Linked DNA regions of Homo sapiens: region 2 is linked to region 1. A link is an interaction called in ENCODE POLR2A ChIA-PET data of the cell type or tissue named here. Cell type or tissue: GM12878. All regions are shown on one strand. Each heading gives the region's core, and the rest is flanking DNA. Links, peaks and the distances in the headings are about the cores only.

The links. ChIA-PET counts read pairs that join two places held together with the same protein. Peaks named below come from ENCODE experiments on the same cell type or tissue, not always from the same donor. Only the 100,000 strongest peaks of a DNase experiment are listed, where the experiment ranks them.
Region 2: POLR2A ChIA-PET joins it to region 1 with 7 read pairs; 1 of 35 experiments calls an interaction of 5 or more read pairs at or near these places.

The regions. Positions count from the first base shown.
Region 1 is chr5:88,870,790-88,874,973 of GRCh38, reverse strand. All of the region lies in intron 1 of MEF2C (myocyte enhancer factor 2C), which reads left to right. Among named protein-coding and RNA genes, the nearest start is that of MEF2C, 10 kb to the left of the region's middle. In GM12878, for the core only: no CTCF peak of the experiment used is centred there; no DNase peak of the experiment used is centred there; H3K4me3 peaks cover 858 bases; H3K27ac peaks cover 542 bases.
Region 2 is chr5:89,848,677-89,852,860 of GRCh38, reverse strand. No RefSeq gene overlaps it. Among named protein-coding and RNA genes, the nearest start is that of MIR3660, 170 kb to the left of the region's middle. In GM12878, for the core only: no CTCF peak of the experiment used is centred there; a DNase peak (open chromatin) is centred at 2,467; H3K27ac peaks cover 378 bases.

The sequences.
Region 1 (4,184 bases), core at 571-3,070:
TGAGGTGCAATCAGATTATTGCCAGCACACCTTTCTAAAACTAGCCTTCTTCTTTAGAAATGTATTAAATGGGAGCCTTCAGGAGAAAGTGTTACCACTTAATAAATATTTGTTCTAATTTTATTTTTAAACTAAATTATTGATTTAACAGTATATGAATAGTGTATAAATGTTAGCTTAGTTGTTAACCCACTACACTAATTATTAATTGCCTATATGAAATTTACCAAATTAGACCAACAGTTAAGTGTAATTTAATTTTATTTCTCTTGAAACTTAAATAGATAAGAATGATAATTTTAATTATGTTTAAATATCAAGCATTTATTTTTCTGTGAATGCAAATGTTCCCGATAAATTGTTAAGAAATTAATACAACATAGATCTTAAAAAATGTATAAGGCAGCTTATAAGAATATGATAACAATGGCATATTCCTACACCTGGCACTTTTTCAAGACCCATTAGCAAGGGAGGAAAAAGATGTTAAACTTTGTTTTGTAAATGCTAATATATATATGAGTCAATACTTTCTGACATTTATTTGTTAGAAAATTACACACATTTAAAAATTCAAATTAAAACTATGCTTCTATTTAGGCTATTGTAAGAGATTTCTTTATTTTCTTGGAAATTCTCTGGAACAGTAGGGTCATTTGAATCATACCCGTTGGTATTGTCAGATACATTGTAAAGTTTCAACTATTGAACATATGTATGGAATAGAAATTTTAAAATAGAAAATTCGCTATCTTGCCATTTAAGTATGATAAAACTATACCCGATTAAAACGTTGACTCTATTAGAGGTTCGCCTAGTAAGTAATTCTCTGGTCAAGAATTTGGGAAATTTTAAACTCTGTTAACCATTAAAACAATTACTTCTTTAAGGTACCGGATTTTCATCCATATTTGAGGAGCCTTATTAAGTTGTTGGGTGGTCTTTTTGTAAAGGTTTATGTGGTTAAAAAAGTAGATCTTTTCACCCTTCTATTACAGTTAACATTAATATCTTTAAAAGGTACTATATAAATCCAGACCTAATTTATTCTGGATGATTTTTCTTAACTAAATGAAATCTAACAAATTTGTCTATTTTTAAGTGAATCTTTTTTTTATTTCTAGTATTTATTGGAAGTTCACTTAGACTCTATATAGGTTAGAAGTTAAAGTAAATAATTTTGACTATTTTTTTCTTTCATTTCATGTTTGAATATTTCCCCCTTTACATAAACCAAAAAAAAAAAAAAAAAAAAAAAAAAAAAATCCGTGACGACATTGATAGATTTGCAGAAGGCTGAGTAAGATACTCAGTACCCATTAATTGTTTCCCTATGACTCTTGGGTTGAAATGAATCGGCAATATCCCTTCCAAGACTGTTTGATCTTGCTTGATTTAGAGTGAGCGTTATGTGATTTTTTCCCTCCGCTTCTCTCATTTTATAGCTTCAAAAAAATCAGAGAATTCTTGACTTCAGTGTTTTTTCCTTCCGTTTTCATTGTTTTTGGATTCTCTCCTGTCTGAGCTTCCTTCTTGCTTCAAAGTATTTGGTATCGTGAAAGCAAGTGCACTTTTAACTTGTTTTGACTACACATGGGCGACAGAATTGTTTTAGATGCTAACTTACCTCCTTACACTTGAGAAACTGATGTGGTTCATCACAGCCCAATGCCATGTCTTGAAACAACTGCGGACACTGATCTTGAAATAGCCAGGGCTATAGGATCATGTCTTTGTAAAGAACAACAGCAGCTTTAGAGTCACTGGATGGTATATTCGTTGCAAACATGAACAGCTTCATGAACTCCCAGGAAGTGGTACAGTTATTGGACAAGGTCAACCACATTATGCCTTTTAGGTTGCTCTATGAAGTAAGTGTTAGACCAGAACTCCAACGGTGTGAGTGTGTGTGTGTGTATGTGTGTACGGTGTGGGGAGCATCGGTGTGGGAGAGCAGAGAGAGAGAAAAAGCATGAAAGGATGAAGATACACTCTCGAGAGAGAAGATCGTTTAAACAAGCATAAAGAGTTTGGAGACTCCATTTCCACACTTAATATCATTTCTTTGATTCTACATATTATGCTATTAGACAAACATGTCCATAAACAATAAAGAATAATGATTAAGAACAACGACCAAAACTGGGTTCAAAAGCCAGCCTCCCATTTACTGATTAGTGGTTTTAGGCAGGTGTTTTAATGACCAGAAAGCCCCAGTACCAGGATCTGTAAAATGGGAATTATAAAATCACCCACCTCTTAAAGTTTTTTAAGGATTTACTAGGATAATACATATAAAACCGTAATGCAGATACATAGTAAATGATCAGTAAATATTAAATTATTATCATAGCATTGTACTATATTTTAGTCATTTTAAGTTTCTGCTAATGGTGATTTAGAAATTTTTGGTGGGATGGTTATTAAAATTATTTTTCAATAATACTTTCAGTCCATTAAATTTGGGTCACATTCAGAGCAAGTATCTAATTCTTACACAGTCGTGGGTCAATTCTAATGATTGCTAAGTTCAATATACTTCTTTCTCCAAAAAAATCAAAACCTTTCACAGATTTGATGTTATTAAATAAATATATTATTTTTAGAACCAGAAATGGAACCAAAGAAACAAAATGATACCATCCATGAATTTTAAAAGTCATTTACTCAAAGTTCTGAATTGCAGGTAGATTATTCCTTAGTCTTAATGAAAGTTCAGTTTGGAGGAAATGTTTCATGTACAGTTATTAGATGATTTTAATGGTGAAACCAGCCTCGCCAAGAGTTCTAGGTGTTTTTCTTAGTATTATCCACTTTTGTATACATTAATAACCTTTTTTTTATTTTTCTTATTAGACAACTTTGATTATATGTAGAAATGGAATTAATTTATGATGAATGTGTGTTCTTTTAGTCTTTATATTTCTTCACAAGAACTCTTGCATATAATAGGTACTCTATAGATATTTGTTGAATAAATGAATGAATTGTATTTTCCCATAAAGATGAAATGCATTTTTTATTTGAAAAGAAAATATAACCAGCAAATGCTACCCTTATTATCCTATTTTTCTCTAGATTTGAGGGCTTATTCATTATGACCACAGCTTATCAACTTTGAGATGATGAATAAGTGAACTTGTCTTAATTTGGGTATTTTTATTTATGTAAGAAAAAAACATAAAGTATAGAAAATGCAGAATTGTACCTGAGGATTATACCTTCTGATAACGCAAACAAATTTAGGTAAAATGTAGATTTAAAAATGTGAGTATTACTGGTGTCAGGGAACCCCTTTTGTTCAGCTTTTCTGTTCACATGGTTTCTCAAAAAAAATCATATTTTGGATGTCAGGTAATATTGATGAGACATGCCCAGTTTATACAACCTGGCTAGTTGCAACCACTTGAAATTGTTATCATGCTTTTGAATAATGCCCCTTTAGTGTGCACCTTGCATTTCAGCTTTCTTTTCTAACTCTGTTTTAATGCCTGGATAAAGAGTGCTCAGCACAAGGAATACTTGCAGAGTGGACTTCCCTATGGTAAAACAGCATGGACAGCTCCCAACACTGCAATCAAGGACGCCTCTAAAAGCTTTAATTTAAAAATAATAATAATAATAATAAGTCTGCATGAAGATGATGGAGCCCTCTAAGGCACATGGGCTTAGAGAATTATTCCCATCTGCAACCCCCTCCCCCTACTTAGTAGCCCTTTCCAGGGTTATGATTACTGGAAAATGGCTGTTAATCACCAGAATTTTTTTTGACTGCAGCTGCTTCAGTCAGACTACTAATCTATTAAACAACTTCATCTTCAGTTTAAAATTTGCATTGTAACTGTATAGAATAAATTTTCATTGTAATCAGAGCATCCGAGAAAACTTCTTGATATGATTTATAGAAGCACATTTGTTTTTATGTATGGACCTCTCTACCGCTATTGAGCCAACTGTTTAAACAATACTGTGGTTGATCAGCATAAAATAAAATATTGTAGCACTCTTGAGCACAAGCAACATTTACAATAGTCACATTTGCAGAATATTTGAATTGTGGCATCTTTGGCACTTGTCAATACAATACCCACATAATTCAAAAACTTACCCCAGATATTTAAAATTTGACTTGAACCCGAAAGGGTTTTTATAAGTTTAGTGTTTTTGTACCAGGCTGTGGTAGA
Region 2 (4,184 bases), core at 989-3,488, 980 kb before region 1:
ATAAGTATTTAGGCTCCTAAGTACAGTGTTTAGAACTACAACAAGGCACAGAGGAAGGTAACTACTAATTACACATTAAGTTGAATCAATAAGACATTAGTTAGGATTTTATACCTAATTTTCTCCCAAATTTTTACCTGGATATCTGGGAAAGAAAATGTTGAGGTTTATGCTGTTTCCCAAGCCAAGAAGAAATGTAGTCTAACACTGCTGAGATTCTTCAGTAGGTAATATGCTAAACCAAAGTGGCAATCTAATTCTGAGGAAGTTATCAACATGGAATGTAGGACAATGGTGCCAAGGAGGTAAATGTGTAAACAGATTTCTCACTAGCTTTGAGGATTACCTATAGTACACAATGAGATAAGAACGATTTAAATAAATATTGACGCTAAAAGAACATTACATATTTTTAAAATCTGAAATGCTTTTATTTTCTAAAGGAAAAATATATAACTCGGTAATGAAAGTTCATAAAAAGCAGTGCTTTTACATGCTGAATTCTATGATGACATATATAAGCACAATTTTCAGGAGATAAAATGGAACCAAATTGCTAAGGGGAAAGTTCTACCTTCTATTTTTATTCTCTTTATCGATGTGAACTTCATTAGGAGCTGAATGCTTTTATGAAAGACTTTGTGTCACACAATGTGCAGGGATTTGCCTGAGAAATGAAAGGAGAAGTCAGCCATAGCCTGAGGAGACGGGCACATCAAGGCCTGCCAGGGAGCATTGGCCTGACTGCAGTGGGTGGGAACCAGCCACTCCTTAGCCTGGCCTACAGCTGTTGATTTCCTCCACCCCTCCTCTGGGGGTCTCATTCACTCCCTTGTTTTCACTGTCACTTAGGTTTGTGACCCTCAAATCTAAATCTCCAACTCCAAATTCACTCATCAGTACAAAACCAATACAGAATTACGATTGTCACAAGTTTTCTGCCTCAGGTCTCTCAAATTCAAGATATCTCAAACCAAACACATTAACTTCTCATACAATTCCTACATTAGCCCTTTGGGTTAATATCATTGCTACTATGGTTGCCCATGCTGTAAACCTTTTTTTTTTTTTTAATTTCTGAGTGTTTTCTTTTCCTCCAATCCCACATCCTATTAGTTACAAAGTTTCTTTACTTTCAAATTTTGTCTTTTTCTTTATTTACATAATTCCTCTAGTGCAGAATATAGTAAAACTCATTTTTCCAGACTCAATGTCTCTCCCCTCAAATTTATTTTTTTCATTACTATCAAGGTTATTTTCTCAATACCCAGATGGATTACATATGTAGCACCTTTTCTTAAAACAAACAGATGAGTATAGAAGTAAACACCCTTGTAGCTCCTCTCTGTGTCAGAATAAAATAAAAGCTCCTCACTGTTGTTTAGCCAATTTTTCTGGTTTCTCATCCACATTATCTCCCTATGTCATGTGAGAAATCACTTGCATTTTCTAAGTATTTCCAAATATGCTGTGCACTTTCACACCTTCATATTCTTATTACTGCTTTAAATGACCTTCCACATCTACTATCTCCACCTGGGGAAGCCACATTTCTTTTAAAGACACAGTCAAAATCTTGTTTTTCATATGAAAACTTTCCTGATCATTCCATCATCTTTGATCTCAAGATATTTTGCTTATATTCCTAAATAGCACTTGATCTTTATTAAAGTAAGCTGTACACACATCTTGATCTTATTAATCTTTGTGTCACTAGAGCTTAGTAGGTGCTCAAGAAATTTTTGCCAAACTAAGTTATTGAAATTAAATCAGGAAGATTCTTATTTATAGAGAATATACTTGCAGAACTGTCTGAGTTTTACAAATAGGTGAGTAAATGGTGAAGCTTATGTTTAGACTAAGGAAAAACTCAGACGATAGCTTGTATTTACCCAAGCCATAAGGTCTATTTCTGTGTTCCTACTGATGTCAATGAAACTCAGACTTTAGATTTGTCTCAGATAATTTCAACAAGCATTTATTTTTAGAGGTTACAGTTTATTGTGGTTCCACCATCCATAAAATAAAATTAATAACTCTTGTCCTCTGTACTCCAGAGGCTCTTGTTAGGGTTCTTGTTAGAGATTTAATTTCTGCAGGAAAAAAAAAAAAAAGAAGTTTCTATGTGTGCTTTGTTAAAATAGCCCTCATCTAAAATAGCTTGTATTTACATGCACAACTTTGCATATAACTCAGGAGGAAAAAACAAGCAACTAGCCAATCAAACATATGAAAACAATAACAACCACAACTACTAAAAAATCTCCCCTGCCCAATTGCCCTTTTCTGAATCACACAAATATCAGATGGAAAAGAATTCAGATGTTCCCTAAATATCTTAGATATAGTTATATCCTTCTACAGTATGTAACTCCCAATTGTGAGTACTGGATCTTTTGATGAGATAGCAGGGTCAAGCCTTTTGCCACATTTAAAAGACTGATGCAATTCTCTTTGGCAGGTTTTGACCACAATGTAAAATCTCCCCACAGTTTGACAATTGACATTCTCTAGCACAGAAGAAGCCATTACCATCTGTCATGTGACTGCTCTGAGGATAATGAGAATGCCTTGGACATGTGGGTTGGAAAGAAATGACTTTATTCCAAGTAAAATAAATCTAAATAATACAAATGCAGTGGGAGTGTTGCTAAATATTTCTGGAGACTCTTGAGGCACTTTAGAAGAAAATGAATCATTTTAGTAATCATTTTTGCTTCTCTTTCTCCTAACTCTGACAATTTAAAAATATCATACAGGCAGAACCTGTGTTTTAAACTCTGCCTGTACTTCCAGAGGGTGTCCGTAGGGCTTTGCCTGCAGGGAGGTCACCAGGAGTCAATGCAAATCAGGCCAGTTGCCTCAGGTTTCCTCCAGGACCCTTGCAGCACAGGCAGGTTTTAGAACAGCAACTGTGTAGAAAAAGGAACACTACCAATGTATTGAAACAAAACAAAAATAAGGTTGTTTATTCTCCTGTTTGACATAGGGCAAGATTTTTTTTAGGTCTTTAACCCTCTGCTCCTGCCCAACAGAGGTGATCGCTGCGCTAGCAGGCTATGTTTGCTCAGGGCTCCTCAGGTAGCTGCAATGGCTGGTGTTCAAGGGAGGATGAAGTCTCAACCCTGAAGTTCTGCCTTCTGTCAGACCTTTTAATGTAATCTTCACATTCATTCTGTTTAATAACCTTTTGTCCAATAGACATAAGTTAAGCATAGATATGTGTCTGACTGCAATGAATTAGTTTCCTAACAGGTGAAGGAATCCTTGCCAAGATTCTGCAGAGACCTGGTCAATGTAGATAATGTGGTACATTAGAGCACAGGCTGGCAGTTCATCGTTCTATGAATAGATATAGATTTAGCACTTATGAGAGCCTTTGAATAGGAGAAAACAGAGCAATGAGTAGCAGACAGTCCTTCCTGGGTTTGATTTTAGTTAGCACTTTCACATCAGGTCAATGAATCTCTTGTTAGTACTAAAAAAAAACGTGTACTCAAATATCAAAAGGTACTACGACTTTTTTTTACAAGTGAGTTTTTGCCTAAAACATTATTAATCCTATATATAAATAACTTAAAAATAATTGAAAGCCCATTTTCACCCTTTCTATTAATTTAGTTTTTCCCAGTGGAGGAAAATGTTTGCTTTGTATTTCTCCTAGTAAAGTTAAATAACCTGATTGAAAATGGGCATGGAGAAGGCGGATAGGGAGAGATTTGTTAAAGCATACAAAATTACAGCTAGATAGAAGGAATAAGTTCTAGGGTTCTATGGCACTGGATGACTATAGTTAACAATAATATACCGTTTCAAATAGCTAGAAGGAGGATATTAAATATTCCTAACACAAAGAAATAATACATGTTTCAGATGGTGGATACGCACTAGATACGAATGAAGACATCACTATGTACCCCATAAATAGGTACAATTATTATATGTCAATTAAAAATAAAATTTAAAAACGTAAAGAAATGCACTGACATTGAGACTTGTGTTCTGGTCTGGTGTAGCCACCAGCTTCCTCTACTTTGGACAAGTCACTTGATCTGTCTAGTTTATAGTTACATCCTCCGTAGTTGAAGAGCTGGAGTCCCATGACTAGAACTCTGGGCTTATGAAGAGTTGGGGTCCCATGATTCCTTTTAGCTCTTAGAATTTTATGAAAAACCATCAAGATA